Regions from separate parts of the Homo sapiens genome. Here region 2 is linked to region 1. Evidence: read pairs that join two places in POLR2A ChIA-PET (ENCODE). Cell type or tissue: OCI-LY7. All regions are shown on one strand. Each heading gives the region's core, and the rest is flanking DNA. Links, peaks and the distances in the headings are about the cores only.

Region 1 (16,651 bases), core at 4,199-6,698:
TGCTAACTGGCACAAGGTTAAACCTTATCAGCAGAATGGTGGAGGAACACTGGAAGAGGAAGGGGGATTCTTTCCCTAGTTTCAGTGCATCTGGCTAGCAAAGCTCCTACAGAGCCTGCTGTCTCCAGCATTCAGTTCCAGCAGGGCGGTTTTCCACAGGCTCACTTCCTGTACATTAGGCTCCTATTATGATTGGCTCCTGCAGAATACGGCTTCCTCCTGCTAGGTTCATGGAGAGGGCAGCTTCTCCAACTCATAGATCCTTTAGCACCCAGGAGCTTCCCCATACACCTCCTCTGGCAGATTTAGAACAGAGTAAGACACTTAGCAACGTCTCCACCATCCAGTTGACCCCCCAGCAATGCTCTTTCCATGAGGTCTGGATCCCATCCTTAGAGTGAAGGAACACAGCTCTTCTTTGGATGATCTATCAAAACCCTAGAGGTCATAGCTGCTTCCTATATCTTATATTCCTATATTTTTCAGTTATTCTTTAACTATTACTTGACAATTACTAGTTACTTCAATCCTGTCAATAATTCTTTTTTTTTTTTTTTTTTTTTGAGACGGAGTCTCGCTCTGTCGCCCAGACTGGCGTGCAGTGGCGCAATCTCGGCTCACTGCAAGCTCCGCCTCCTGGGTTCACGCCATTCTCCTGCCTCAGTATCCCGAGTAGGTGGGACTAAAGGCGCCCACCACCACGCCCGGCTAATTTTTTATATTTTTAGTACAGATGGGGTTTCACGGCCTTAGCCAGGATGGTCTCGATCTCCCGACCTCCTGATCCGCCCGCCTCGGCCTCCCAAAGTGCTGGGATTACAGACGTGAGCCACTGTGCCTGGCCTTTTTTTTTTTTTTTTAATTTTTTTTTGGGACGGACTCTCACTCAGCCGCCCAGGCTGGAGTAAGTGGCGCGATCTCGGCTCACTGCAAACACTGTCTCCCAGGTTCAAGCGATTCTCCCGTCTCAGCCTCCACAGAGTAGCTGGGATTACAGGCACCCGCCATCATGCCCGGCTAATTTTTGTATTTTAGTAGAGACGGGGTTTCACCATGTTGGCTAGGCTGATCTTAAACTTCTGACCTCAGGTGATCCGCCCGCCCTGGCCTCCCAAAGTGCTAGGATTACAGGCCTGAGCCACGGAACCCGACCAATAATTCTTTATACTAAACTTTCCCTTTCAAATTAGTATGTGGTTTTTGTCTACTGACTGGACCCTGACCGATACAGATAAGTAAGTCACAATAGGCCGGGCGCAGTGGCTTATGCCTGTAATCCCAGCACTTTGGGATGGATGGTGGGTGGATTGCTTGAGGTCAGAAGTTCGAGACCAGCCTGACCAACACAGTGAAACCTCCTCTCTACTAAAAATACAAAAATTAGCTGGGCGTGGTCGTGGGTGCCAATAAAGCCAGCTATTCCAGAGGCTGAGGCAGGAGACTCACTTGAACCCAGGAGGCAGAGGTTGCAGTTAGCCGAGATGGCACCACTGCACTCCAGCTTGGGCAACACAGCGATTCTGTCTCAAAAAAAAAAAAAATTGTTACAATAGAGATTTTAACATACTTTTCTCTGATGATCAAGCAGTTAAAGAAATTTAAGGATATAGCTCTGAATAGAAAATTGACAGGTTTGATCTGATAATTTTATAACCCTGCATACCACAATTAAAAGAACTTACACTACTTTTAAGCACATTTATAAAAATTGTCTATGTATCAAGCTGCAGTGCAAGTTTCCACAAATATCAAAGAAATGTTTCCGTCTAGCCCAATAAAATTCAAAGTTAACAATGCACTTTCAAATTTCCCTGTTCAATTGGAACTTAATAAACATAGGTCAAAGAACAAATACTAATGGAAACTGGGAAAAAGTACAGAACTGAATAACAATGAATACAACACAGAAAATTCATGGGATAAAACCAAAATAGTACTTTTAAAGGCAAAGTTACAGTACTAAATGTATAGGAAGAAAGGACAAAATATTAATGAGGCCATCAATCACCTCAAGAAGTCAGAAAAAGAACAAAGTAAACCCAGATAAATAAAAATATAACCAGCAAAAACTAACAAAAATAAACAAGCACTAGAAAGATCAATAAAAATAAATGTTGGCTCTGTCAAAAGAGAAATAAGCATATCTATGGCAAAACTAATCAAGAAAAAGAAATAAGGCACAAACACCACAAATTTTAAAACAGTTAGGCCGGGCACAGTGGCTCGTGCTTGTAATCCCAGCACTTTGGGAGGTTGAGGCGGGAGGATCATTTGAGCCCAGTTCAAGACCAGCCTGGGCAACATAATGAGACTCTGTCTCTAAAAATAATAATAATAATAATGAAAAGTTAATCTGTTCCAGACAACAGAAAAAAACTATTTGTGAATAAGCAAATAATTTTTTGAGGCGAATACAACCTCAATTTCAAAACTGGTTGGGCCGGGCGCAGTGGCTCATGCCTGTAATCCCAGCACTTTGGGAGGCCGAGGTGGGTGGATCATGATGTCAGGAGATCGAGGCCATCCTGGCTAACACGGTGAAACCCCTTCTCTATTAAAAATACAAAAAAATTAGCCGGGTGTGGTGGCAGGCACCTGTAGTCCCAGCTACTCGGGAGGCTGAGGCAGGAGAATGGCATGAACCTGGGAGGCCGAGGTTGCAGTGAGTCGAGATCGCGCCACGGCACTCCAGCCTGGGCGACACAGTGAGACTCCGTCTCAAAAAACAACAAAAAACAAACAAACAAAAAAACTGGTCAAGAATAGGGCAAAACAAAAAAACTACAAGACCAGACAACTACAAGCCAATCTTTCTTATGAACATAAACAGAAATAGCCTTAAAAAAAAAAATCGGCCTGTCATCCCAGCACTTTGGGAGGCCAAGGTGGGTAGATTGCTTGACGTCAGGAATTCGAGACCAGCCTGGTTAACATGGTGAAACCCCGTCTCTATTAAAAACACAAAAATTAGGTGGCCATGGTAGCACGCACCTGTTATCCCAGCTACTCAGGAGGCTGAGGCGGGAGAGTAGCTTGAACCTGGGAGATGGAGGTTGCAGCGAGCCAAGATTGCACCACTCTCCAGCCTGGGCAACAGAGCGAGACTCCGTCACAAAGAAAAAAAAATCAACCAACTGAATCCAGCAAGATATTAAACGAAAAAGCACTACAGACAAGTGAGATTTATCCCAAAAATGTGAGGATGTCTAACATTAAAAAACCAATTAGTGGGCTGGGCACGGTGGCTTACGCCTGTAATCCCAGCACTTTGGGAGGCTGAGGCAGGCGGATCACGAGGTCAGGAGATCGAGACCATCCATCCTGGCTAACACGGTGAAACCCCATCTCTACTAAAAATACAAAAACAAAATTAGCCGGGTGTGGTGGTGGGCGCCTGTAGTTCCCGCTACTTGGGAGGCTGAGGCGGGAGAATGGCATGAACCTGGGAGGCGGAGGTTGCAGTGAGCTGAGATTGTGCCACTGCACTCCAGCCTGGGCGACAGAGCCAGACTCTGTCTCAAACAAACAAAAACAAACAAACAAAAAAACAATTAGTGGCCAAGTATGGTAGCTCATGCCTAAATCCCAGCACTTTGGGAAGCCTAGGCAGGCGGGCAGATTTGAAGTCAGGAGTTCAAGACCAGTCTGGCTAACACGGTAAAACCCTGTCTCTACTAAAAATAAAAAAAATTAGCCAGGTATGCTGACGCACACCAGTAATCTCAGCTACTTAGGAGGCTCAGGCACAAGAATTGCTTGAGCGTGGGGAAGGCGGAGGTTGAAGTGAGCCGAGATTGTCACACTGCACTCCAGCCTGGGCAACAGAGCAAGACTGTCTCAAAAAAAAAAAAATTAGTGGCTGGGTGCCAGGGCTCAGTGGTTCACACCTGTAATCCCAGCACTTTGTGGGCCCAGCACTTTGTGGGGAGGCCGAGGTGGGTGGATCACTTCAGGCCAGGAGTTCGAGACCAGCCCAGGCAACATGGCGAAATCCCATCTCTACAAAAAATACAAAAATTAGCCAGGCGTGGTGACACACTCCTATAGTCCCAACCATACTTAGGAGGCTGAGGTGGGAGGATTGCTTAAGCACAACCAGGAAGCAGAGATTGCTGTGAGCAAAGATCAAGTCACTGCACTCCAGCCTGAGTGACAGAATGAGACCTTGTCTCAAAACAGACAAACAAACAAATGCTAACATTAATAAACACATTCCTGTAGGTACAAACTCACCAAGTCCAAAACAAGAGATCATCTTTCCATCCATATCTGCTCACCTCCTCATTTCTCTAATTTCTTGGAGTAGCACTAACATTCCCTAACAGACTACTGATTTACTGATGCTACCTCTGAAATATTTCTCCCATTTATTCCCATTCTTGCCATTTCGATTTGTTTCAGGACCCCACTATAGCTACCTAATTATTTCCCCACTCCAAATACATGCTACGCACAACTACTGGGTTAGTTCTACCGCAATCCTGCTCAAAAACTTTCCGTTACTTCCCAATTTCTATAAAGTACAAATTCCTTATCCTGACTGGGTGCAGTGGCTCATGCCTATAATCCCAGCACTTTGGGAGGCCAAGGCAGGTGGATTACGAGGTCAAGAGATCGAGACCATCGTGGCCAACATGGTGAAACCCTACCTCTATTAAAAATACAAAAAAATTAGCTGGGCATGGTGGTGCATGTCTGTAGTCCCAACTGCTGGAGGCTGAGGCAGGAGAATTGCTTGAACCCAGGAAGGGGAGGTTGCAGTGAGCCGAGGTTGTGCCACACAGCTAGACTCCATTAAAAAAAAAAAAAAACTTCCTTATCCTGACATAGACTGACACCTACCATTCTAGCTCCATTATTCACTATCTCAAGGTTTCCAAAATCCCAAGGTTCAATTAAATTAGGCTCACATTGGCGAACACTTCTTGACACGATCTCCCCACATCTGTTCCCCACCACATCTGTCTATAAGTTCACAATCAAGTATGGGTGTGAACACCTACAGAATAGAACATGGGAAGGCAAGATCAGAATGTGAGAATAAAGTTTAGGAAGTCACAGGCCCCGAGGCTGCAGTGAGCCAAGATCGTGCCACTGCACTCCAGCCTAGGTGACAGTGAGACTCTCTCAAAAAAAAAAAAATAAAGGTCAGGGGATGTATTATGTGATTAAGATACTTGGATTCCATCCAGAAGGGAATGGGGGAACCAGTGAAGGTTTTTAAAGTAGGGCAATATAATGATCAAATCTGCATCTTAGATGTTTAACTCTGGCAAGAGTCTGGAAAATATGAGTGGGAAGGGAGATAGAAAAGGCTACCAAAACAAAGCAGAAGACAACGAGGTGTCACTGTAAGTTCTTAGTAGTGGAAATAAAAATAAGAAACAGATCTTGGCTGGGCACGGTGGTTCATGCCTGTAATCCCAACATTCTGGGAGGCTGAGGCAGGAGGACTTCTTATGCCCAGGAGTTCAAGACCAGCCTGGGCAACACAGTGAGACTCCATATCTACAAAAAAAAGAAAAGTTAGCTGGGTGTGGTGGCACATGCTTCCGGAGGCTGCAGTGAGCTGTGATTGCACTGCTGCACTCCAGCCTGGGTCAAAGAGCGAGACTGTCTCAAAACCAAACCAAAAAACCCACAAAACACTAAAAACAGATCTGAGAGGTAGTCAACAAGATTTAATGGAAAGTGTATTCAAATGGACAGTCTTCCCCCATTTCAAATTGTTCTTCAAACCTCAGCATGAGTTGTCTTTTAAAAATGCAAACATGATCGTGTTCCCAACTCTGCTTAAACACTTCAGTGCTTAGGCTGGATGTGGTGGCTCACGCCTGTAATCCTAGCACTTTGGGAGGCTGAGGCAGGCGATCACCTGAGGTGGGTGATCATCTGAGGTCAGGAGATCACCTGAGGTCAGGAGTTCGAGACCAGCCTACGTCATCTCTACTAAAAATACGAAAATTAGCCAGCCGTGGTGGCGCATGCCTATAATTCCAGCTACCTGGAAGGCTGAGGCAGGAGAATTTCTGGAAGCTGGGAGGCGGAGGCTGCAGTTAGCCGAGATCACGCCACTGCACTCCAGTCTGGGGGACAGGAGACTTCGTCTCAAAAGAAAAAAAACAAAAAACAAAAAAAACCCCACCAAAAAGCCCTTCAGTGCTTCCTGCTGATTTCAGGATAAAAAACAAATTTTGAGGCCAGGCGCAGTGGCTCACGCCTGTAATCCCAGCACTTTGGAAAGCCGAGGTGGGCAGATCAACTTTGTTCAGGAGTTCGAGACCAGCCTGGCCAACACGGTGAAACGCCATCTCTACTAAAAATACAAAAATTGGCCAGACATGGTGGCACACACCTGTAATCCCAGCTACTTGGGAGGGTGAGGCAGGAGAATCACTTGAACCTGAAAGGAGGAGGTTGCAGTGAGCCGAGATCATGCCACTGAACTCCAGCCTGGGCAACAAAGAGAGACTCCATCTCAAAAAAAAAAGGAAATATGCACTTTTTTTTTTGAGACAGAGTCTCACTCTGTCACCCAGGCTGGAGGGCAGCGGCACAATCTCTGCTCACTGCAACCTCTGCCCTCCGAGTTCAAGCGATTCTCCTGCCTCAGCCTCCTCAGTAGCTGGGATTACAGGGGCCTGCTGCCGCGCCCAGCTAATTTTTTGTATTTTTAGTAGAGACAGGGTTTCACCATCTTGGCCAGGCTGGTCTTGAACTCCTGACCTTATGATCCACCCGCCTCGGCCTCCCAAAGTGCTGGGATCACAGGCGTGCACTACCGCACCCAGCCCTATATATACACTTTTAATGTGTAACTTTTGTATGCTGAATGGTACTTTTTTTTTTTTTTTGCTTTTGAGGGAATTAATAAGATATAATTAATTGTGTCTTAACTTTTGAAAGAAATTTTTAGATGGAGGCAACTGGGATGTTTGTGATAATAGATAAGAAAGACACCACTGACCTGTAGTTAAATTGGTTTGAATTGCAGATATTCATTATTGAATTTATTCCTGTTTTCTCATACTTTAGAAAAGACACCTGAACAATAAATGAATCCTGGATAGTGTACTGTCCTTCAAACAATGAAGTGATATTAATACTTGCCTGCAGGAGATGCATACTACAGGAGAGAACCCTTAGACTATGTCAGGCCACACTATGAACCTCCCCCCACCTGCCTTTTTTCTCCTTTATGTTTCTGTTACCGTACTAACATTGTGGATTAACGACACTGAAATTCTGCATAATGTGAACAGGATAAACTATTTATAAATCGAAAAAAAAAAAAACAACACAGGGCTTCTGCAGGGAATATTCTTTCCTCAATATTCTACTTTCACTTAGCTCTTCTTTGATATTTTGCTTAAGCCATTTTGAGTCTCCCCTGTCCACCCTCTCTTCCCACTAAGTCAGGCCCTCTGTTATATACTCTTACCCCATTGTGTCCTTTCCCTACATGACCTCTTCTTGAAGTTCATGATTCCATTTTTGTGGGATTCCTGGAGAAATGTCCATCTCACCCAATGGACCACCCAATGGTTCTCCATAAAGATTAGGACCATCCCTGTTCTGTTCCCCAGCTCTCACTGTATCCCCAGCTCTCAGCAGGCCTAGCAGAATGGCAAGTAATAAAAGAATATCTGTTGAATTAAAGAAATACCCAATTTGTTAAAGATGATTCTCATGTTTCTAGCTTTGGAGGACAGTCATGCTTTAACTGCAATGGACAACCAGTGAAGTCATGTTGAGTTATCTGTAGGACATCCAGATAAAGATGTCTAACAGCAGCTGGGGGTGGTGGCTCATGTCTGTAATCCCAGCACTTTGGGAGGCCAAAGCAGGTGGATCACGAGGTCAGGAGTTCAAGACCAGCCTGACCAACATGGTGAAACCCCGTCTCTACTAAAAATACAAAAAAATTAGCTGGGCGTGGTGGTGCGCACCTGTAATCCCACACTCGGGAGGCTGAGGCAGGAGAATCGCTTGAACCTGGGAAGCGGAGGTTGCAGCGAGCCGAGATCGCGCCATTGCACTCCAGCCTGGGCGACAGGGCAAGACTCCATCTCAAAAAGAAAAGAAAAAAAAAAAAGGCCGGGCGTGGTGGCTCATGCCTGTAATCCCAGCACTTTGGGAGGCCGAGGCTGGTGGATCACCTGAGTTCAGGAGTTTGAGACAAGCCTGGCCAACATGGTGAAACCCCATCTCTACTAAAAATACAAAAATTGGCTGGGCGTGGTGGCATGTGCCTATAATCCCAGCTACTCCGGAGGCTGAGACCAGAAGAATCGCTTGAACCTGGGAGGCAGAGGTTGCAGTGAGCTGAGATCGTGCCACTGCATTCCAGCCTGGGAAACAGAGCAAGACTCCGTCTAGGGGAGAAAAAAACAAAAAACAAAAAGATGTCCAACAGCTGGAAATGTCATACAGAAAAGGCATGGTAGGTATTATGATTTGGGACTCATCAGCACCTTAGTGATACGTGAGATTACACTCTTGAAATCATATAGGCCAGTGATTCTCCTGGAAGGAGAGGAAGGAGAGGAGGAAGAAAAATGTATCAGAATCTCTTGGAAAATGGGTCTTTTTCACTTTTCCTCACCTTCTCCCATTTGAGGATCTCGATATATGAGAGTTGCTACCGACAGAAGTGATGCACCTGTGAAAGTGTAGAGGCAAAATTTTCCAAGTTGAGAACTATCATGCTGAAAAAGAGTTTGTATTGGGAGGCCGAGGCAGGCGGATCACCTGAAGTCAGGAGTTCAAAACCAGCCTGGCCAACATGGTGAAACCTCATCTATACTAAAAATACAAAAATTAGCCTGACATGGTGGCACACACTTGTAATCCCAGCTACTGGGGAGGCCGAGGCAGGAGAATCGCTTGAACCTGGGAGGTGGAGGCTGCAGTGATCTGAGATCGTGCCACTGCAACTCCAGCCTGGGTGACAGAGTAAGACTCTGTCTAAAAAAAAAATGTTTGGCCGGGCGTGGTGGCTCAAGCCTGTAATCTCAGTACTCTGGGAGGCTGAGGCGGGCGGATCACAAGGTCAGGAGATCTAGACCATCCTAGCTAACAGGGTGAAACCCGTCTCTACTAAAAATACAAAAAATTAGCCAGGCGTGGTGGCAGGCGCCTGTAGTCCCAGCTACTCGGGAGGCTGTGGCAAGAGGATGACATGAACCCGGGAGGCGGAGCTTGCAGTGAGCCGAGATCGTGCCACTGCACTCCAGCCTGGGTGACAGAGCGAGACTCCGTCTCAAAAAAAAAAAAAAAAAGTTTGTAAGCAGATTTACTCATGCATAATCTTTTCTGGGACAATTCCAATGGATTCAGATGTGAAAGCAAAGTAGACAGGAGAAGGATCACATAGCCTTTCGTTATAGGCAGTCTGAAGGAAGTTTTCTTTTTAAAATTGAGAGAATGTGGCTGGGCGGGGTGGCTCACACTTGTAATCCCAGTACTTTGGGAGGCTGAGGGCAGTCTGATCACTTGAGCCTAGGAGTTCGAGACCAGCCTGGGAAACATGGCAAAACCCAGTCTCTACAAAATACAAAAATTAGCCAGGCATGCTGGTGCACACCTGTAGTTCCAGCTACTTGGAAGGCTGAGGTGGGAGGATTGCTTGAGCACAGGAGGTCAAACCTGTAGTAAGCCGAGATCTTGCCATTGCACTCCAGCCTGGGCTATAGTCTCAAAAAAAAAGGAAAAAAGAAAAAGAAAAATCATTACGAAACTGAGAATGTGTCCTTAATGTAGACGCTAAAAGACAAAAAATAAAATTTAGAGAAAAACACAAGCATTTGTAGAGAAAAACAGGAAAAAGCCAGAGAAGACAGTGTATTTTTACACTCATGGGAAAGGCTAATACAGCAAGACCCCAGAAGAAGAGGTAAGGGGCAAATACTAACAAAAGCTATCATATACGGCACATTTACTATGTTCCAGGCACTAACCTAAATGATCTAAATACATTATTCACTTAGTTTAAATCCTCCCCAGAGTTCTATGAGGTCCATATTATTCTTTTCCCCATTTTACAGATGAGGAAAACACAGACGATCAAGAAATTTGCACAAGGCAACCACCTGGTAAGTGGCAGAGCTGAAATTAGACCCCAGGTCTGTCTGTAAAGCAAGATGGCCAAAATCAAGAATATTCAATACAATATAAATGTTTTTGGAAAGAAGGCCATCTCTTGTAAAACGGAACGCCAGGAAAAGATAATTGGAGGGCATAGCGGGGATAGGAAGGGAGATGGGAGAATCCCTGCCATGAAAGCCTCTGTCCCCCTCCAGTCAAAGAGGCGCTGAGGGAGATGGGGGGGAAAGGCCTTGAGGAGAGGCGAAAGGTTTGCTGCTGGAGGTGTGGAGAATGGAAAAAGACCAAGGAAGAGTCGAAGAGTCAAAGACAACTTGATGCCTGAAGCACAAATGCTCAGCTCCTACGAATCCTACATTCACATCTGAGTTAGGGCCTACTATGTGCTAGGAATGAATCTAGGCGCTGTAGAAATGAAAAACTTATTTAGGCATGTTGGTTTGATGCCTAAATAAACATTTCAGAAACAATCAACATCAATGATCACCTGACACTCCAGGAAACCCATTTCTCCAAAGAACTCCATCCGAAAGATTTTAAGAGTATATTCCAAGGAGAGACTGGATGGTGGGGGGGAGGGGCAGGACGAGAGGCCGAAGGGACAATTCCTGGGCGCGCCCACCCATAGTCCCCGCCCAGACCCTCTCGAAGGACCACAGAGGGACGCAGGGTGCAAGCCCTGAAGCTGCACCGGGGGCGGAGGGAACGTGGCTACCTGCGGCCAGACGTCAGGCGCGGCCCTTCCCCGACCTACTTGGCCGCTCCAGATGGACTCCCTCCGACTCTCTGGTTTCCCAGGGGCAGCCGACCTCCACTCGGGGGACTACCGCGCCATGCAGCCTCTTCCTTAGCAGTCCCTCACGGACCGGGCCCCTACGACAACTTACCCGCCCTGCCCGGCCCAAGACAACCCGGTTCCTTTCTGCCCACCGAGGTCTCCCTGGCATCTCCACCAATACCAGAGCGCTATCAGGGTATGGAGGCGGGACTGAGTGCCTACGGCCAATCATATCAGACGCAAAGCACGTCGCAGCGCCCACAACTAGTTCCCGCCTTTGGAAGGGAAAAAAAAAAACACGGTTGGCGCCAAACTCCAGTAATCTTCCTAGGGCTTTAAGAGAGAGGGGCGGGGTGTAAGGTGGCGGGGAAGGCGATGGGGCGGGGCTTCAATAGGAAGGGGCTGACCTGAGTGGAGGTAGGGGCGTGGCCTGAGAGAAGCTTTTTAGTGAAAGACAGGAAGCCTTGAGAGGTCTGTCATTTATTTAATACTTTATCTTAAAATTCTGCTGTCAGCTGCGTGCGAGACAAAGTGCTGGGCTCGATTACGATGAATAAATTTGTTCCCTGCCCTCAGACGCGTTCCTGGATGATAGGCAGACAAACAACTTAGCTTCGGATGTTGGGAGCCTTAAGGAGGGGATACTAGTCTAGCGGGGCAGGAGAGAGAAGAGCTTTTTACAGGGTGGAATACCTGACTTGCCTTATAGAACCTGTAGGAATGGGGGGTGCCGGTAGGTCTAGCCTCAGGAGCTCAGCCTGAGCATTGATAGGTGCGAAAATAAGGCCACCTTCCTCGGCTACTTATAGTCTGCCTATATTCATCCCTACCCATTTCCTCGTTTGTCCACTTAGCTTTTTTTTTTCTTTTTGCTTTCAGACAGGGTATCGCTTTGTCGCTCAGGCTGGAGCGCAGTGGAGCGATTTCGGCTCCCTGCAACCTCCACCTCCAAGGCTCGAGAGATCCTCCCACCTCTGCCTCCAGAGTAGCTGGGACCATAGACGCGAGCGACCACCACCCCTGGCTGTTTTGTTTCGTTTTGTTTCTGAGATGGAGTTTCACTCTTGTTGCCCAGGCTGGAGTGCAATGGCGCGATCTCGACCCACTACAACCTCCGCCTCCGGGGTTCAAGTGATTCTCCTGCCTCAGTCTCCCGAGTAGCTGGGATTGCAGGCATGTGTTACCACGCCAACCTAATTTTTGTATTTTTAGTAGAGACAGGGTTTCGCCATGTTGACCAGGCTGGTCTTGAACTCCTGTCCTCAGGTGATCTGCCCAGCTTGGCCTCCCAAAGTGCTGGGATTAAAGGCGTGAGCCACCCACGCCCGGCCACCCCTGGCTAATTTTTTAAAATTTTTGTAGAGATGGGGTCTTGCTATGTTGCCCAGGCTGGTCACGAACTTCTGGGCTCAAACAATCCTCCCACCTCAGTCTCCCAAAGTGCTGGGATTACAGGTGTGAGTCACTGCACCTGACCCCATTTAGTCTTAACTGCCATATCAACCAATTTATTTTTATTTTTATTCTTTTTTTTTTTTTTTTGAGACGGAGTTTCACTCTTGTCACCCAGGCTGGAGTGCAGTGGTGTGATCTCAGCTCACTGCAACCTCCGCCTCCGGGGTTCATGCGATTTTCCTGCCTCAGCCTCCCAAATAGCTGGGATTACAGGGGCCTGCCTGGCTAGTTTTTTGCATTTTTAGTAGAGATGGGGTTTCGCCATGTCGGGCAGGCTGGTCTCAAACTCCTGACCTCAGGTGATCTGCCCGCCTCGGCTTTCCAAAGTGCTGGGATTACAGGCGTGAGCCACCGCGCCTGGCTTTATTTTTATTATTTTTTTAGAGACAAGGTCTCAGTCTGTTGTCCTAGCTGGAGTGCAATGGTGTGATCATAGCTTACTGCATCCTCAAACTCCTAGGCTCAAGCAATGCTCCTACCTCAGCCTCCCAGGTAGCTGGGACCACAGGCACACAACACCACACTCGCCTTTCTTTCTTTCATTTTTTTTTTTTTTTTTTAATATAGACAGGGTCTCGCCATGTTGTTGCCCAGGCTCGTCTCCAACTCTTGACCTCAAGCAATCCTCCGACCTCTGCCTTCCAAAGTGCTGGTATTACAGGTATGAGCCACTCCACCTAAGTTATGTATTTTTATTTGCACATATGCATGGCTTTTTTTTAATTAATTAATTAATTAACTTTTTTTTTTTTTTGAGTTGGAGTTTTGTTCTTGTTGCCCAGGCTGGAGTGCAATGGGGCGGTCTCGGCTCACTGCAACCTCCACCTCCCAGGTTCAAGTGATTCTCCTGCCTCAGCCTCCCAAGTAGCTGGGATTACAGGCACCTGCCACCAGGCCTGGCTATGTTTTTTGTATTTTTAGTAGAGATGGGGTTTCACCGTGTTGGCCAGGCTGGTCTCAAACTCCTGACCTCAGGTATTCCGCCCGCCTCGGCCTCCCAAAGTGCTGGGATTACAGGCGTGAGCCACTGTGTCTGGCCGGCTTTAATTTTTTTAATAAGAGCTTTACTGGGATATAATTTACATACTATATAATTCACCCAAATAAGTTGGGTGTGGGAGGGTGTTAGATACACAGTCTGCCTCTGTCACCCAGGCTGGAGTGCAGTAGCACAATCGTAGTTCACTGTAACCTTGAACCCCTGGGCTCAAGAAATCCTCATGCCTGGGCCTCCCAAGGTACTGGAATTACAGATGTGAGCCACTGTGCCTGGCCCCAATTAAACTGTTGAGTTTTCAGCACCATAAGACAGGGTGAGAAAAATAAAAACTAAATTAATTAATTACTTTTTGAGTTTGTATTTTTATAACCTTTCACTTTTGAACCATGTAACTGTTTCACATATTCAAAGACTGAGTTAAATCAGAAAGAAAAAAATCCTAAAATGGAAAATTATTTGAAAAAGTTAAACTGTAAAAAGAGAGAAATGTAACCATAGAGAAAATAATTCCTTGAAGTGACATTTAAACATAGTGCTCTAATTATTGTGAGACAAAGTAAAAAGGGTAAGAAGCCATTTTGCTCATTTCTGCTTGCCATCTAATTTCACAAAGCCCCTCACTCTGTGAGGAAGTGCAGCTCTCTGAAAAGATGCTTTGAAGGCAAACCAGGATAGTGCACACAGCCCCCAACATCTCTTGCCTGAGTCACTATATTGCTTAAAGGAGGAATATGGACGTGCGCAGTGGCTCACGCCTGTAATCCCAGCACTTTGGGAGGCCGAGGAGGGCGGATCACGAGGTCAGGAGATCGAGACCATCCTGGCTAACACGGTGAAACCCCGTCTCTACTAAAAAATACAAAAAATTAGCTGGGCATGGTGGCGGGTGCCTGTAGTCCCAGCTACTAGGGAGGCTGAGGCAGGAGAATGGCGTGAACCCGGGAAGGGGAGCTTGCAGTGAGCCGAGATCGCACCACTGCACTCCAGCCTGGGGAACAAATCGAGACTCCGTCTCAAAAAAAAAAAAAAAAAGAAAGGAAAGGAGGAATATAGTGCCTTTTCCTACACATGAGATAACGTCTGATAGGGTTAGTGATTATGCCTCTGAAATCTATAACTAGATGTACTCCTGCACCAAAACTTTAATGTGATTTTGCACATACTGAACCTCCACCACAGGTATATAAACAGTGGGCTGAAATACTGTGCTGCAGCAGTCTGACAGAACTCTGAAGGACAGCTCCTGGGCTGTAGACCTCAGTCTATAGTCCTCGGTACGACTATAGACTGAATAAAACTAACATTTTTTTTGAGCTGGAGTCTGGCTCTGTCCCCAGGCTGGAGTGCATGATCTCAGCTCACTGCAATGTCTGCCTCCCAGGTTCAAGCAATTCTTATGCCTCAGCCTCTTCAGTAGCTAGGATTACAGGCGTGCACCACTATGCCCAGCTAATTTTTGTATTTTTAGTGGAGACTAAAATACAACATGGTGAAACTCTGTCTCTACTAAAAATACAAAATTTGCCGGGTGTGGTGACGCATGCCTGTAATCCCAGGTACTCGGGAGGCTGAGGCTTAAAACATAAACTTTCTCAGTGGATTTATTGACACAGATAACAGTCTGTTAAGTGAAAAAAGTTGTCTTGGAGTAGCTCTCTTCCTGGTACAGATAGCTTTACTAACAGAAATTTCCTTTGTGAGTATAAATTTCCTTTGCAAAAGGGTAAGTTTATACTTTATTTTAGGCAATTGGGGAGGTAAAGACGTTTCACTGAGTTGGCTGGTTCTGATTTTTCTTTACTTCAAAATAATCAGTATGTCAAAATGGTCTGTTTCGGGGTTGCACGTTCTGAACCTCTTTAACTTAATCAACAAGCAAAAATTTCTTACAGTTCTAGAGGCTGGGAGATCCAAGATCAAGGAGCCAGCAGATTTATTGTCTGGTGAGGGCTCCCTTCCTGGCTTGTAGATGGCCACCTTCTTAGTGTATCCTCCCTTGGCAGAGAGAGAAGGGACTCTAGTCTTTCCCTCCCATTATAAGGGCAATAATCCTATTATGAGGACTCTATCCTCAAAACCTCATCTAAATCTAATTACCTCCAAAAGGTCTCACTTCCAAATACCATCACACTGGGGTATTAAGACTTCAACATACGAATTTTGGAGGTTCACAAACATTTAAATCATTTTGCCATTTCTTATAATTCACAGTTTCCCCTCCCATACTTTTTTCTTAAATTTATGTCTTGAAAAACCTGAGTTTTTGATCTGTAGAATCTTTCACAGTCTGAGTTTTTCTGATTATAAATTCATGGTGCAGCTTAACATATTCTATCATCTTCATTTTAAAAAATCGACAGCTGGGGCCAGGCACAGTGGCTCACACCTGTAATCCCAGCACTTTGGGAGGCTGAGGCTGGCGGATCACTTGAGGCAAGGAGTTTGAGACCAGCCTGGTCCAACATGGTGGAACCCTGTCTCTACTAAAAATACAAAAATTAGCCAGGTGTGGTGGTAGAAGCCTGTAATCCCAGCTACTTGGGAGGCCGAAGCAGGAGAATCGCTTGAACCCAGGAGTTGGAGGTCACAGTGAGCTGAGATTGCGCCACTGTACTTCCAGGCTAGGTGACAGAGCAAGGCTCCATCACCCCCCCCAAAAAAAAAAATTGACAGCTGGATCAGAGGTTTGATCCTTTTGGTAAGACTATAGGTAGCATTATGTTCTTTCAGCAAGAGCTATCTAAAGTCTGGTTTTTTTTGCCCCTTTTGCTATGTTAGCAGCCATTGATACTTAATGCCAAGATTAATGGATTAACTGGGAGTTGCAAAATAGTGGTATTCTAATTTTGTCAATTCTTTTTTTTTTTTTTTTTTTTTTGAGACAGTCTCGCTTTGTTCCCCAGGCTGGAGTGCAGTGGCACGATCTCTGCTCAGTGCAAGCTCCGCCTCCCAGATTCATGCTATTCTCCTGCCTCAGCCTCCCAAGTAGCAGGGACTACAGGCGCCCACCACCACGCCCGGCTAATTTTTTGTATTTTTAGTAGAGACGGGGTTTCACTGTGTTAGCCAGGATGGTCTAGATCTCCTGACCTCGTGATCTGCCCTCCTCGGCCTCCCAAAGTGCTGGGATTACAGGCGTGAGCCACCACACTGGCAATTCTTTTTCAAATTAGGTGGACTATTCTCAGGAAGAGACACTTGTCATCATCTTCTATTTAGTTACCCAGTGGTACAATTCACATATGAGAGGCAGGATACATTTTTATATTTCTCCCTTTATCAGCTTTCAAGATTGACTTCTTACTCTCCAAAGG
Region 2 (16,651 bases), core at 7,728-10,227, 120 kb after region 1:
TTATTGAGAAAACTTTCAAACATATGGAAAAATTGGATGACTTTTATAGTGAATACTCGTATCTACCACCCAGATTTAAAAGCATTTTACATTATACATAGGAAATTTTTAATAACATGTATCTTTTTTTTTTCTTTTTTTGAGATGGAATCTTGCTCTGTCGCCCAGGCTGGAGTGCAGTGGCGTGATCTTGGCTCACTGCAATCTCCTCCTCCTGGGAGCAAGCAATTCTCCTGCCTCAGCCTCCTGAGTAGCTGAGACTACAGGCGCATGCCACTATGCCCAGCTAATTTTTGTATTTTTAGTGAAGACAGGGTTTCGTCATGCTGGTCAGGATGGTCTTGATCTCTTGACCTCATGATCCACCTGCCTTGGCCTCCCAAAGTGCTGGGATTACAGGTGTGAGCCACCGCACTGGGCCTCTTTTTTCTTTAATTCACTAGAATAGACCTTAAAAACAAAACCTCTACTCAGCTGTATTTAGAAGATTTTATGATTCTTTATTCTCAAAACACAAAAAAAGAAATTTCTATAACTGAAAATTATATTTCTCATGTATTGTTACTTGGTATTAAAGATTTTGCATAATAAGACATGGTAGTCATTTCTAGTGTTTGGTAAAGAGAAACAAAGGCATTTCTTCATATTATTTTTGGATTTCTAGGTCTTCGTTGATCCCCTTACAGTAATTGACATGGAGTTCATTGCCAGTACTTTGTTTCCAGCCATTGAGAAAAATATTGTTAAGAAAATGGTTGCTTTCAATAACCAAGTAAGTACCTACACGTATTGGTTTCTTTTTTTTTCTGGCTGTATTTGAACCAGTATTTTTTCAACATAGAGTTCTACCAAATTATCAGGATCTCTAACTAAAAAAAATTACTTTGAATTCTACAGGTTTCTAGTGGAAGGGACACTATGTAGTGGAGGCTTCCAGTAATTCATTTCTGTATTGTGACTACCAGTGTTAATGCTTAGAGGATAAGCCAGGCATTTGGAAGTCTTGAGAAAGAGGCTCTGAATCAAGCCTGTTAATTTTTGTTTCAGATTACATATGCTTTTGTAGTACATTCCTAGTACTTAATGCAGTGCCTAGTAGTAAGCAGGGCATGTTTCCCAATCAGGATGTTTTCTTTCTAGATTGATCATGAAGTGACTGTTGAGAAGAAATGGGGGCAAAAAGGAGGACCCTGGGAATTCAACCTCCGGGACCTTTTCCGCTGGTGTCAGTTGATGCTGGTTGACCAGTCCCCTGGGTGTTATGATCCTGGTCAGCATGTGTTTTTGGTCTATGGTGAAAGAATGAGAACCGAAGAGGACAAAAAAAAGGTGAGTTTCACGCTTGGTATTTGTATTTCTTTCCATCTGAAAGTTGATTTCCTGTGGGTGAGAAAGGACATACACTAATTGCAAGCCTTTTTTTTTTTTTTTTTTTTTGAGACTGGGTTTCACTCTTGTTGCCCAGGCTGGAGTGCAATGGCATAATCTTGGCTTGCTGCAGCTTCACCTCCCAGGTTCAAGTGATTCTCCTGCCTTAGCCTCCCAAGTAGCTGGGATTACAGGCATAAGCCACCAGTTCCGGCTAATTTTTTGTATTTAGTAGAAACGGGGTTTCACCATATTGGTCAGGCAGATCTCTACTCCTGAATTCAGATGATCCACCTGTCTCAGCCTCCCAAAGTGCTGGGATTACAGGCGTGAGCCACCACGCCCGGCTAGCAAGCCTGTTAAAGCTGCTTCAAAATTTAAAAGTTAAAAGAACAGACTAAACGTTCTCCTACCTTGGGGTCTCACAATATAGAGTAGCTTGCTTTAGAGGACATAATTTGCTTATCTATCCAAATCCCCATGATCACATACCTTAAAGCAGTATTGCCCTCCAGTAGTAAAGAACTAAGTCTTCACCATCTTTACAGGCACCAAGGTGAGAAGCAGGAGGAGGCAGACAGGTGATACTCCGTAGAAGAGGAAGTTTTTCTGTTTTGTTTTGTTTTTAAATAAATGTCAAATTACAAAGCATTTTGTCTAGAAAGTATAATCGTATAAAGAGAGAATATTCTGTGTTTAAGTGAAAATAAAAATACCTGTTTGTAAAACTAGAATTCCCACTGTAAGGAATTGTAATAACGTGTGCATTTTAGTTTGTGGTATTTAAAATCCTGTCTCGCTGAATGCTCACAGTAGCTATAGGCAGGAGGTGCTGTCATGGCATCTTACAGGTGAAGATCCAAGGCTTAAAGTTATGGAGTGTCACAGGTAGCAGAGCCAGCTTTCCAGTTTAGGCCCTCTCCAGTTTGTCTGCTGTTTCCTTCTAGTAAACTTCACTGTTTGAAAATAAATGAATAGATACATAGATGCATGCACTAGAAGCAGTAACCTCCTTGTTGAAATGTGAACATGTGGCTGGCCCATAGCACATGTGACTTTCACAGCCCTTTCATTCTGCTACCCATTCTGTTTGTTCTTATTTTTTTTCTTTTTTTGGATTGCAAAAATTTATTAAAATTGGAGACATTGTTTTAATCTTCTTGTGCCATGAGACTCCATCAGGCGGTCTACAAAGACCATTGGGAGGCTGAGGATCACTTGAGCCCAGAAGTTTGAGGCTGTAGTAAGCTTCAAAGGCCGCTGCACTCCAGCTTGGGTGAGGCAAGACCCTTTCAAGCAGTAAGCTGCATGCTTGCTTGTTGTGGTCATTAAAAACCCTAGTTTAGGATAACAGGTCTGCCTGCATTTCTTCAAGCATGAATTCTGAGTTCTTTGCTTCTTTAAAACTTGCTCCACACAGGGTAGTCAAGCCAACTCTCCATACCTTTAAAAGGTATGACAGGAACTGTCTTCATGTCCTTACCCAAGCAAGCCATCCACGGATAAAAACGTTACCAGGAGCAGAACCGTTAAGCTGGTCCAGACAAGTTGGACTCCACCATTTCAACTTCAGCTTTCTGTCTAATGCCTGTGTGCCAATGGCTTGAGTTAGGCTTGCTCTTTAGGACCTGGGAAGAAACAATTCAGTAGCTATTCTCATCCCTCCTTTGGGACAGAACTGTCCATAAGGTGCTATCCAGAGCCACACTGCATCTGCACCCAGCACCATACCTCACAGGAGTCGACTCCTACCTCGAAAAGCTGTTCTTATTTTTTTTGAGGCAGGGTCTGACTTTGTTGCCTAGGCTGGAATGCAGTGGCACAATGCCGGCTTAATGTAGCCTTGACCTCCTGGGCTCAAGGGATCTTCCCACCCCAGCCCACTGATAAGCTGGGACTATAGGCACATGCCACCAAGGCATGGCTAATTTGTTTTTACTTTTAATAGAGATGTGGTCTTGCCGTGTTGTCCAGGCTGGTCTTGTACTCCTGGGCTCAAGCAATCTTCCTGCCTCAGTCTCCCAAAGTGCTGTGATTACAAATGGAGTGAGCCACTGTGCCCGGCCACCCAGAGCTTCTTTAGTGTGGTATTCAGAATCTAATTACACACTAACTCATTTATCATACGTAGGTGACTTTCAATCATTTGATTAGGAGAAAGTCTTAGTAGTTTTTAACAGCTTTATTGATATATAATTCACATAATCAGCTAGTATTTTAATTTCTTCATCCACTTATAGTATATTAATTATGACCAAAACACATGCCAGTTGTTGAATGATTGATTAGTCAGGTGCTGGGTCATTGTGGTATGTGGAAGTTTTCCATCACTCTTCCAATTCAAGGTTATTGTAATGGACCTTATAGGTGTTTTCTAGCGGGGGAGACAAGGTCAAGAAAAATAATGTTATAGAAGGATAAAGTCTGTAAAAGCTAGAAGAGTCCAGTTGAATGGAATTTTGATTTTATAAAGCTAAACCAAAGAGCTAGATTGGGAATTTTTTTTTTTTTTTTTTGAGATGGAGTCTTGCTCTGTCGCCCAGGCTGGAGTACAGTGGCGTGATCTTGGCTCACTGCAACCTGGGTTCAAGTGATTCTCCTGGCTCAGCCTCCCGAGTAGCAATATTTGTAATTTTAACCCTCTGGTAGAACATCAGGGGTTGGAGATTATATACTTTAGTGTGGAACATGAGGTCATGTATCACCTGGACTCATAGGTAGGTGACAGGAACACTTTCCTATGCTGCTTTTAGTCTCACAGTCCAATGTTTGACACTGATTATGATTTTATCTATATTATTTTTATTTTTTAACTTCATTGTAGTATTCAATTATGTAAGTATTGCTGCTTTTTAGAAATACTATTTTGTATACTTTATTTATTTTTTTTCTGGCTTTAATTTTCCCTACTTCTGTGGGCTAAATTAATGTTTTTTATATACCTCTATCCGCCCCCCACCATTACTCTTAGATTTTTTAGAGATCCAAAATAAAAGAGTCAACAGAACATTTTCTAATAGCATTACTGCTAATGAAAGGATAACAATGTAAATAATTGGTTAGAGGAATAAATTTGGTTTTCATATCTACATAAATGTTTGGAGGGATAACATGTTTTTTGGAGGCTGACTGGCTTAGATTTAAAATCGGTCACCAACCATGGGCAAATTCTATAACTCTTGTGAGTGCTGTTGTCTATATAAAATGGACATGGTAACTATTTTGCATGGGTATAAAGATCAGAAATAATCTACCAAAGTACTTAATACAGTGTTTGGTACATAGGAGGTGGTTAATGAATGGTCATTTTTCTTTATAATCTTCGTATTACTGTTCTATCCTCTTTTTAGGTAGTATCTTCAATGATGAAAGCAAACAACTCTTTTTTTGTCTCTAGATTTCAATACTACAGTGTCCATGGCTTCAATTTAATTTATGGTGCATTGTTACTGGAATCTCAGATAGTTTGGAATATGACTGCTATGTTCTCAATCTCAAATTTACTTTCATTCCAAAGAATTAAATAAATGCAGTCAATCCTTTTTATAAGAGAAAATTCAAAAGGATAAGGGAATTGTGGCCAGTGTTTTTAGAATAGTGACTCTTATCACTGTGCTTGTTTTCTAGAAAGTTTGCCTAAGAATTAGGTGGAGTGATTTGTGTTTTCATTGCATTATCTTCTTCCTTTAGGTCATTGCTGTATTCAAGGATGTGTTTGGTTCAAATTCCAACCCATACATGGGAACCAGACTATTTCGTATCACTCCCTATGATGTTCAGGTAAGGAGACTAGGATAATCCTCTATCCTTTGACATTTTTTAATGGTTTCTTCTGCTCCCACTACCAGGCACGCTTATGGAAATCTCACTGGCATGTCTTTTCAGTTGGGCTACTCAGTCCTTTCCCGTGGGAGCTGTGTTCCTCACCCGTCCCGCCATCCCCTGTTGCTCCTGCACCAGTCATTCCAACCCCTGGAGTCAATCATGAAGTGTGTGCAGATGAGCTGGATGGTCATCCTGGTCGGGCCAGCCTCTGTGGGCAAGACCAGCCTGGTCCAGCTTCTGGCACACCTTACTGGCCACACATTAAAGATCATGGCTATGAACAGTGCAATGGATACTACTGAGCTGCTGGGTGGATTTGAGCAGGTAACCAGTCTGCCTTCATATTTTCTGGCAAAGCATAATAAACCCCGTGGTCTGACTGAGAGTCTTCTGAGTTGGTGATGAGTACAGATAACAGTATTCTCTGACCCTATGATGAGTTCATGTCCTCTGGAAATTACAGGTTGATCTTATACGACCTTGGAGGAGGCTGCTAGAGAAGGTGGAGGGAACTGTAAGGGCACTGTTAAGGGATAGCCTCCTTATCAGTGCTGATGATGCAGAAGTAGTGCTGCGAGCCTGGAGTCATTTTCTTCTGACATATAAGCCTAAGTGTCTTGGAGAAGGTGGTAAAGCTATCACGATGGAGATTGTCAACAAACTAGAAGCAGTGTTATTGCTTATGCAGCGACTCAACAATAAAATCAACTCATACTGCAAGGCAGGTATGTATATTTGGATCTCTGTATCAGGAACTTACCATTGCTTATATTGTGTCCATTTACACGTAATAGATTTACAAATGTTTTGTATTAATTTAGTAATTATTAACAATCAGAACTTGTGGGAAAGTTTGACCTAGAAAGTAAAATGAAGCTGAGGTAAAGTATTCAGAATAGTTGATCCTGAAAAATCAAATAGGAAAAAAATTGGTTACGTTGCTTTATGGTTTATTTTGTGTGTAATCACCTATAATGATAAAACAGCATGTAAAACTTTTATTATTACTGGCTATTTTTTTACTCAATAATTTCTCAGGAAATTGAGCATTTTTAAACTGAAGAATAGGAGTCTGAATTCATAGGATGTGTTTATTCATTTGTGTGGAGATGGAGGAAATATATCATCCTGTATGCCATCCAATTAACATGGAAATTTCTCTCATTTTGTGGTGCCACTTTCAGAGTGGTGGTGAGCATGCTCTTAGGGAGGATTCAACCTAAAGGCCCACAGGCTGGGTCTGTCACTATGCTTGTCATTCTTTATTTCCAAAGCCTGCTTGTAACTGATTACAAAGTGTTGATTCCTTATAGCCGAAGAAATCAGACATCCCACTTCTTGGCCAGCAAACATTTTATCTGTGGCGGTGGGCCACTCATTTACTTTCTTCATTGTTGATTTGATCTGTCATTTCTCACTTTAAGCCTGCCATTTGAACTTGAAATCCTTTACTCATTCACTCTAATTATAAAAGATATCCGATGCAGTCATGTGTCATATATTTTTAAATGGGTATTGTAAAACTCACCATTGAGTTATGAATTTCTATTATAAACACTATACTGAATATATGTACTTTTAATCACCGTGACAACACTGCATTATAGGAAGGATTATCTACATCTAATAGATGAGGATGTGAATATTCAAAGAGACAAAATTACTTGCCTACAGTTTTACAGTTAGCAAGTGGTTGGACTATGGTATGTTAAGTCTAAACCTCGTTACTCCCTCATCTTTAGAAGTAGAAATCCAATGTGTATTACCTTGTGATATGAAAAATGGTCATAAAACAGTTTCCAACCAAAAAGATCAACTGAAAAATTTCGAGGGAAGGGCTATATAAACTATAAAGCATTTGGCAAGTAATTACCAGTTATTACTATATTACTATAATCATATGATATGCTCATTATAAAGGAAGCCCAGTTTGCACTGTGTGAAGTTATAGCACTTTCATTTAGTATAAATGCACTGATAGGTGGGAAACGTCCTCCTTCTGCCATTTGAGAAACCGTAATACAGAAAAATCATTTGCCACCTCTATCACCCTAGAGTCAACCCTGAGTAGCTATTAATACAGAGAGCCATTAAAACGTATTTTCTGTCTTAAACTTAACTTTCCTATCTGTGTTTAAACAGAAGCAAAACATTCTTCTATTTATTCTTTTATGAAATCTTAAAAACCTTGGCTAGAAGTATCAAGCTTCCTTTTCATAAACTTAATTCTTTGTTTGAAGTTAAGTGCTGTGGATGGTGATTCTTCCCTGTGACATTTCAGAGTTTGCCAAACTTGTTGAAGAGTTCCGAAGCTTTGGTGTGAAGCTTACGCAGTTGGCCAGTGGCCATAGCCATGGCACATTTGAATGGGTTGACAGCATGTTGGTTCAGGCCCTGAAGTCTGGAGACTGGCTTCTGATGGACAATGTTAACTTCTGCAAGTAAGAACCTTATGCCTAATCAGTGGTCCAACTTGAAATTTGGGATATGCTTGTCAAAGTAGAAACCCAGATAGAAGTGCTGGTATTTTGAAGCTACTGTTTTTCTTAATTACGCAAGCGTCCTCAGCCATATTCTGTAGACTTCTCCCTGTGGTGAACAGTGGTAATTCGTCATCAGACAGTTATAAGATTTCAGCTCTGTATGATAATTTTCAGCCAAAGCAAAGGCTAACAAAATTGGATTATTTTTCCTGGCAATGTCCTTTGAGTTAGGCCTTTTAATTTAATATCAGAAGTCTTCCTTTTGTTAGGGTTTCTTCAGTGCAGTTTTTTCTAATGCAGGGTCTGACACAGGGCAGGCATTTATTAAATGGCCATCAGTGATGCAGCAATTCAACCATGTATCATTCTTGATCTTGCAGTAAGGTAAAGGACAAGTGTGAAACTATTGTACATATACAGTTAACATAGAAGCTACTACAAGTTAGATGATGACTATTTCTTCACGGAGCATTTATCTGAATGTTACAAATTGAAATCCAGCTGCCTTAAATGGATTTGATAATGTTGAGGGATGGGGGGCAGGAAAGGAAAAAGTGAAAAGGTTATAGTGCAAGGAACTTATCATTTTCTTTAATTTCATTTATTCAAAAATATCTTGTGTATTTACTGTGTATAAGGCCCTGGGCTATGTGCCTAGGGAAGCGAGAAGGAAAATCAATGGGGAATCTACTTTTGAAAGAGATCACTGTTGTATCTGGGTGAATGATTGTGCCGAAAGGAAATGTGAGTCAAAAGCATTTGGAGCCCCGTGCATGGAAGGAAAGAAGAGTCAATGCAGCATGTCAGCCTATCCACCATCTGAATTCTGTCTCTGCAGCCCATCAGTGTTGGATCGTTTGAATGCTTTGCTTGAACCCGGAGGTGTCCTCACTATTAGTGAGAGAGGAATGATAGATGGATCCACTCCCACGATAACACCAAATCCCAATTTCAGGTATTTGTATCTCTTACATTTCTGCCTCAGAATCTGACAGCCTCAGTAGCAGAGGTAGACGTTCAGTAGGACTTCCTTATATATTTTATTTATAAACTGAATCATGGAGAAGTTCACCCATTTATTAATTCACTTAACAAATACTTACTGAGGCTTTACTATTTGCCAGGCATTGCTGGGCTCTGGAAACACAGCATAAACAAGAGGGGCAAGGTCCTTGCCTTGCATTGGTGACGAAGGTGGGAAGCAGAGATACCAGTCATGATCCTTTTGCAGTAATTTAGGCAACACATCACAGTGGCTTAGATGAGGGTGGTCAGATGGGTTGGTTTGCTGATGGACATGTGGGTTGAGAAAAAGAAGAATCAAGGATGACACCTATGTTTTTGGCTTGAGTAACTGGGTAAATGGGGTTGCCATTCATTGAGAAAGGGAAGACTGGTAAAGGAGCAGGTTTAATGTGGGGAGGGTCTACCGGGAATCAGCTGTTTACTTTCAGACATACATCAGAGGTGTAAGATAACTAGATGGAGATGTTGATGGGCATTCAATATATGAATCCAGTTGTTTCAGGAGACTACACTTGCTTCCTGTTCTGCTGTCTGTAGGTGAGTTAGAATAATGAATTAGTACAGCCTACTCTGGGGAATATCTGAAGGTTAAATTTTTAAAGTTCTCAGCACTAAAGGTACACTGGATATATCATACACAGTTCCTTAGGAAAGTAGGTTTAGAGAAAATCTTTTGCTATATTGATGCATGCTAGAAGTAAAAGATCCTTGGTGTGAATTCTGTGACAATGAGCCACATAGGATTTGCCCTCACTGACTGATGCTGAGCTACACCTTTGGTTGCACTGGGATTTAAAATCATTTTTTTCTTTGAATTGCTATTTTTCTAGACTTTTCCTCTCGATGGATCCTGTTCATGGAGATATATCCCGAGCTATGAGGAATCGTGGACTTGAAATCTACATTTCAGGGGAAGGGGATGCAAGCACCCCAGACAACCTGGATTTGAAAGTTCTGCTGCACAGCCTTGGATTGGTGGGGAACAGTGTATGTGACATCCTCTTGGCTTTACACACAGAGACCCGGAGCACTGTTGTAGGTGAGGTGCTTGACTTTTGGGCCTTTGCAGAGTTTTAGTCTTCAAGAAATTTATGTCATTCCATTGGACTGCTCATCAAAGATTTCGTACATTTAGTGTATATAGAAATTATCAGGAAAGCTTGTTAAAAATGTGGATTTCCAGACACCCCAAGAGATTGGGTTCAGCAGGGCAGGGCAAGGCACAGGAATCAGTATCTGAAAGACGCTTCTTATGTCATTCTGATGCAAGTAAGCAGAGGCTAACCCTCGAGTAATTCCACTTTACGCACTGAGGTTTATGAAGTTTGCCCATCATTTCTCCAGGGTCATCAACAGCCTCTTGAAGTTGGAATAAAGAGGAAACTTTGAGTTGTTTAAAGCAGACAGGTGTTACTTTTTCTAAACTTTCAATTACACAAAAAGGAACAAGATAATAAATGAAGTATTGCTTGTTGGATAACTACTCTGTGTTAGGTACCATGCAGATTGTTTATTTAATCTTTTTTTTTTTTTCTTTTTTTTTGAGACAGAGTCTCACTCTGTCGCCCAGGCTGGACTGCAGTGGCGTGATCTTGGCTCACTGCAAGCTCCGCCTCCCAGGTTCATGCCATTCTTCTGCCTCAGCCTCTCCGAGTAGCTGGGACTACAGGCACCTGCCACCACGCCCGGCTAATTTTTTTTTTATTTTTAGTAGAGACAGGGTTTCACTGTGGTCTCAATCTCCTGACCTCGTGATCCGCCCACCTAGGCCTCCCAAAGTGCTGGGATTACAAGCGTGAGCCACCATGCCCAGCTGTTTATTTAATCTTTACATTAGTTCTGCAAGGCATATGTTTTCATTTTTCAGATAAGACTCAGAGAGTTTGAGTAATTTATCAGTTAATAATAACAGCTGGAATTTGCAAATAGGCCTGTTGGATTTCAAATCCCATGGTCTTTTATGAGGTTACACTCAACTTGCCACCTTCAGTGTGTGTCAGCATTAGATTAAGGATATATGTGACCAGACTTTATCACATCTATAAATGAGTCCCCCATAATAAACTACAGACAGCCATAGAGAAACAGGGGAGATAGGAATACAAAGGTTCCTACAGGTCCTTTGTGCCCTCGGAGGACTCTAGAGTCTACTTGGAATGTTTTGTAAAGTAAGTATTTGGGTGGGGTTGACAGGAAGGAGGTTTGATGGGAGGGCAGAATTTATCCATTTTCATTGGAGATTTTAAAGACTCTATTGTTTATAGATGGCAATTTTTTTTTAATAGGTTCTCCAACATCTTCTGTATCAACTCTAATCCAGACAGCCATACTAATTGTCCAGTACCTGCAGCGAGGGCTGAGTTTAGACAGAGCCTTTTCTGAAGCATGCTGGGAAGTATATGTCTGTTCCCAGCATTCACCAGCAAACCGGAAGGTACTATGAAGTATTGCAGAATGTTTCTAAGTTGTAATACCCTACATTCTTGAGTACGAGGAAATTATTTTTAAAGGTGGCAACCCAGTGACCTAAGAGAGTTGACCACTGCAGTTTGCTCTAATAGAGATCTGGTATCCAGGTACTTTTCTGGAAAATAGCTTGAATGTAAATATTCCTTTTTTTTTTTTTTTAAACTTACATGTCATCAGGAAAAGTAGAATTTGACTTGTGTTTTTCATTGAAGAGTGTATTAAAAGTTGTTGTGAGGTGGTCGCATGGACTATTATTACTTTGCTGGTTTTTGGGGAATATCACTTTTATGTTGGTACCACTGTATTGTGTTTTTGTCTCCTACCAGCTTGTACAGGCTTTACTGGAGAAACATGTTTCTTCTTTGCGAGCACATGAAACCTGGGGAGACTCCATTCTTGGCATGGGACTGTGGCCAGATTCTGTGCCCTCAGCTCTCTTTGCTACTGAAGATTCACACCTGTCTACAGTCCGAAGAGATGGACAGATCTTAGTATATTGTCTCAACAGGATGAGCATGAAAACCAGCAGCTGGACAAGGTCAGTGGAGCCTTCAGCTTGTGTCTCTGGTTTCTTGGCTGGTTTTTATTTTTGCTGGAAATGGTCAGGACACAATATATTTAACTGGAGCATTCTGTGGCCATTTATTGTGTAGCTGTCATAGTTTTATTGTTCATTGTGATATTGCTCCCTATTGATTATTTATTAGGTATGTTTTAACTTTCTTCCTCTGTGGGAGACTCTCCTTTTCTCTCTTACCTTTGATCCAATATTTGTGAAAGAGGTTTTCTCAGTTATTTGGAATGTGAAATAAAAGGTTATTCTAGTACTGAGTTTGTTCATTCAAATGAATTTCAGGAGTCAGCCTTTTACCTTGCAAGACTTAGAGAAAATTATGCAGTCCCCCAGCCCTGAGAACCTGAAATTCAATGCAGTCGAAGTGAATACTTACTGGATCGATGAACCAGATGTTTTGGTCATGGCTGTTAAATTGCTCATAGAAAGAGCAACCAATCAGGATTGGATGCTCAGAGTTAAATGGCTTTATCATTTAGCCAAGAATATACCGCAGGGGCTTGGTGAGTAGAACAGCTTAATTTGTCCACTGATGTGATTTATATACACTTATGCTATTTAAGTGCCTCAGCAGCTGTGTTAATCTGTGACTACACTGTTAAAATTACAGTTGGGAGGTCTCCTAGGAAGAAATTTGTGGTCTAGCATTACTGTTAAGGAGCAAGTCTGCCTGTAGATGTGTCACAAGATAAACTTTTGTTTCCATGTTATCCTTAGCATTTCAGGATATAGTCACCTTCCTAACAAATTCAAAAGGAAAGCATACTGTATTATTTTACTTTTTAGTTTTGAACATCTGCTTTTTGTGCTGTACTACTGCTACAGAACCATTCTATATGGGAAAGGTATTAGTTTTGATAAATGCATTTCCTCTAAAAGTATATAAGATTCTAATCTTATTTTAGTTCCAGTGCTCCATGTTGTCACACTTGGAGTTGTCCCTTGGTATCTGTGGGGGATTGATACAAGGACTCTCCCTCCCCCACCCAGGGACATCAACATACGTGGACGCTAAGGCCCCTTATATAAAATGGGATAGTATTTTCATATACCCTACACACATCCTCCTGTATGCATTAAATCATCTCTGGATTACTTATAATACCTAATACAATGTAAATGCTATGTAAATAGTTGTTGTAGTACGTTGTTTTAAAATTTATATTATTTTTGTTGTATTTTTATTTTTTGTTTTTTTAAATTTTTGAATATTTTTGATCTGTAGTTGGTTGAATTCCACAGATGTGGAACCCTCAGATATGGAGGGCCACCTGTACTTTCTTTGTAGTTCTTTCGTTTTAAGAGAGGACAAAGCAACAATAACAACATTGCTTGAATTGTAAAGTACAGAACATGGAATTTGTTGGTGGAGATTAAGTAATTGAGTTTACATGAGCCTTTCTACTTCATGAGAATTTGTCAATAAGCCCATGGATGTTTATAATATTTTGTAACACATGTGGTCATCTGTCTAAATATATGTAGAGAATTTTTATAAATATTTTTATCTGTATTGTCCTATATGATAGCCACTAGCCAGCCAGAGAGGGCTACTAAAATGTAAATGTAGATTAGATTTAAAAAAATAAAAAATCCAGTCCTTTAGTTGCACTGGCCACATTTCAGGTCCTCATATGTGACTAGTGGTTATTCTATGCAGCTGTAGAACATTTTCATCACTGCAGAACGTTCAATTGGATAGCACTGCTTTAGAGTCTAACACTGGTTTCTCCTTCCTCCACAGAGTCCATACAAATTCATTTGGAAGCCAGTGCTGCATCTCTCAGGAATTTTTACTCACATTCCCTCTCAGGTGCAGTCAGTAATGTTTTCAAAATATTACAACCAAATACAACAGGTATGCACTTTTGATTTCTAGCTCTCAGCACTGTTTTGGAAACTTATCTTTTGACTTTATGGGGAAAAGATCTGACCTGTTAGAGGTCTCAACATAACGGTATTTTTTAGAAGACTCATGATATGCAGAAGCAAATTCTCCTTCTTTTTTTTTGAAATTTCTTTTTTTTTTTTTTAAAGGGACAGGGTCTTACTAAGTTGCCCAGGGTCTTCTTGATATTCTGGCCTCAAACAATCCTCTTGCTTTGGTCTCCCAAACTGTTGGGACTAGAGGCTTGAGCCACCATGCTTGGCCTGAAACTATCCATTTATCCTCCAGCTTCTGAAGGAGGCTGATGATATGCCATGGAGTAAAAAGAATCTAGGAGTTGGAACACTAGGCCCTGGTACCAACTCTGCCACAAACTGGCTTGGTAGATTTTTGGCTCATCATTCACTGTCTCTGCCTGTGTTTAGAAACTAGGGGAATTAAGCTCTTATTTCTCTGAGGTGCCTTCCACCCTTAGCTTTGTGTTGTCTACCAGTATCGTTAGTAGGAAGAGTTTCAAACCACGAGATATTTGACTTAAAGGAAAGTTACACAGGGTCATTTAATTTAGGAAAATATAAACCTTTAATGATAGATGCGGTGACTTGTACCTGTGGTCCAGCTACCTGGGAGGTTGAGAGAGGAGGATTGTGTAAGTCCAGGAGTTTGAGGCTGCAGTGAGCTGTGATAGTGCCACTGACTGCATTCTAGCCTGGGCAACAGAGCCAGACCCTGTCTCTGAGAAAACCTTGATGACGAAGTTATAAAACCATAGTGATAACAGAAATAGACATCTAAGATATCTGATCAAAGGAAGTATTCAAGATTAATTTTTTTTAAATAAGGAGTGAGAGAATAAACATTTCCTAGAACAGAGTAATATTAACTTGATTGGCACAAGCATTAATGAAGAAAATGGGCATTTTCACAACACCAGATTTAAAATTTTCTACCTCCATCTTCATTTGATGTTGATCAAAATATACCACTGGCCATTTGGTTTAGAAGAAAATATGCATGATGCTTTTGTGCTAAATAATTCCTTTATGTGCACTAAAGATCATGGAGTGAATGGGAAGAAATCAAACAATAGAGAAAAATACTTTGCTAGTCAAGTTGTGGCTGAACTAAGGCATGGCTTTCCACTATGAGAGGATTGTAACTTTTACAAACACAGTTCTACAGTAGCAGCTTTCATTTTCAGCAGGCATCGCTTGTCCTCTGTTGGAACACATTAGCTCCAACTGTCCTTTTCAGTTTTGTAGCCCTTTTATCTTACTGAGTGTTGGAATATGGGTTCCCTCCTTAATGTACCTGCTGTTCACAGTATGTCCTGGGTAGTCTGGGTAGTCTACTATATGGTGGATGCTTTTAAAACTTAAAGTGCTCCACTGAACCGTCCTGCCAGCCACCTTCAAATTAATGTTACCCTTTTTTGTGTCTTGCCTCCCTTCCTTGGGTTTTCACAACTTCTGGAGAATGTCAGTCTCCTCCTGCTGCTTCACAGAAGTTGTGTCAGGTGTGAGCCAGAGGATTGTGGGGCAGCAGCAGCCACATTCTGATTATAGAGAATTTGTTTTTAAGTTTAAAAAACTGCATTGTTTTCTTAATGAAAACAGATAGTGAGGTGTATTTATTCATTTTCTGCCATGTACGTATTTTTTTTTTTTTTTAAGCTAATGGTGACCACTGTGTAATTTAGCCCATGGATTAGTGTGATCTCAGGAAGTGAATTCATTGGTTGGAATGTTGTATTCTAGTAGGGATTACCTTTATATCCTGCATTGGGATGAACTTTCAGGACATACAGATACTTTGCATTTGGTAAAGATAGAGTGTAAAAGCTATTAAACCCTGCTATTCTAGTATTATGGGATGAAACTCATGGTATTTACTGGTTCAACCTCTTCCCCATCATGATTCAATGTGCTCAAAGTAAAACAATGAAAATATTCAACTGAAACTTCCCAGGCAAGGAGTTTCTCCAATATTTCTGATTTTTGTTTTGTTCTGTTTTTAAACTAGATGAATTTGTGATCCCTCTGGATCCCCGATGGAATATGCAGGCTCTGGACATGATTAGAAATTTGATGGACTTTGACCCACAAACGGACCAGCCTGACCAGCTCTTTGCCCTTTTAGAATCAGCTGCAAACAAGTAAGTGAAACCTGCTGCTCTGGGCACTGTTTGCCTCACTGGCTTCTCGGATTATACCTTTCCTAAGAATCTGTCAAATAGCTTATGTGTGTTGAATTTTGTGAACCTGAGAAGTTGTGGGGTGTTGGACATGATTGCCTTTATCATACGATAATCATATTTTCTACTGTTTTCTGTTTTTTGTTTTGCTTTTGAGACAGGGTCTAGCTCTGTCACTGAGGCTGGAGTGCAGTGGCATAATCTTGGATCACTGCAACCTCTGCCTCCTGGCCTTAAGCCATCCTCCCACCTCAGCCTCCCAAGTACCTGGGACTACAGGTACATACCACCACACCTGGCTAATTTTTGTACTTTTTTGTAGAGACAGGGTTTTGCCATGTTGCCCAGACTGGTCTTAAACTTCTAAGCTCAAGTGATCCACCTGCCTCATTCTCCCAAAGTGCCGGGGTTATAGGTGTGAGCCACTGTGCCCAGCCTGGTTTTTGTTTGATTCCCAGCAGCTCCTCCCATTTTCACCTACTTGTTTTTACTTGTCTCTTCCTCAGCAATCTCTCTGTCCACATCATTTCCTGTCCTCAAATGTTGGAGACATAATAGCACCTCCATACTTATGTACACACTCACATATGAATTTACTTAATTTTCAAAGTGAATCCACAAGTATAGTGTGTACCTCAGAGGGTGCCTTGCAAGCTACCAGCCCCCTACTCCTCTGCTCCACCAACTCCTCCATTTCTACCATGGCCACTTTGAAGAGTTCACGGTGCAGTTTGTCAGATCGTGACAGACCAAGGCCTGGGAGTCTGCCTAGACCCAGCTTTCTCCATCCATCGATCTTTCCTTTCACCTTAGTAGTTGTCACT

The links. ChIA-PET counts read pairs that join two places held together with the same protein. Peaks named below come from ENCODE experiments on the same cell type or tissue, not always from the same donor. Only the 100,000 strongest peaks of a DNase experiment are listed, where the experiment ranks them.
Region 2: POLR2A ChIA-PET joins it to region 1 with 8 read pairs; 4 of 35 experiments call an interaction of 5 or more read pairs at or near these places.

What each region holds. Positions count from the first base shown.
Region 1 is chr6:89,824,275-89,840,925 of GRCh38, reverse strand. CASP8AP2 (caspase 8 associated protein 2) reads right to left here and starts at 11,046. Exons shown (of 10, transcript NM_012115.4): 1 at 10,820-11,046. RefSeq lists an enhancer at 11,357-11,546 and a silencer at 11,647-11,696. In OCI-LY7, for the core only: no CTCF peak of the experiment used is centred there; a DNase peak (open chromatin) is centred at 5,625; H3K4me3 peaks cover 395 bases; H3K27ac peaks cover 1,478 bases.
Region 2 is chr6:89,707,633-89,724,283 of GRCh38, reverse strand. It overlaps MDN1 (midasin AAA ATPase 1), which reads left to right. Exons shown (of 102, transcript NM_014611.3): 39 at 665-772; 40 at 1,141-1,329; 41 at 5,059-5,148; 42 at 5,254-5,517; 43 at 5,657-5,918; 44 at 7,475-7,634; 45 at 8,515-8,631; 46 at 9,533-9,741; 47 at 10,988-11,136; 48 at 11,498-11,709; 49 at 12,028-12,248; 50 at 13,490-13,603; 51 at 15,656-15,788. Among named protein-coding and RNA genes, the nearest start is that of LYRM2, 77 kb to the right of the region's middle. RefSeq lists an enhancer at 2,621-3,122. In OCI-LY7, for the core only: no CTCF peak of the experiment used is centred there; no DNase peak of the experiment used is centred there.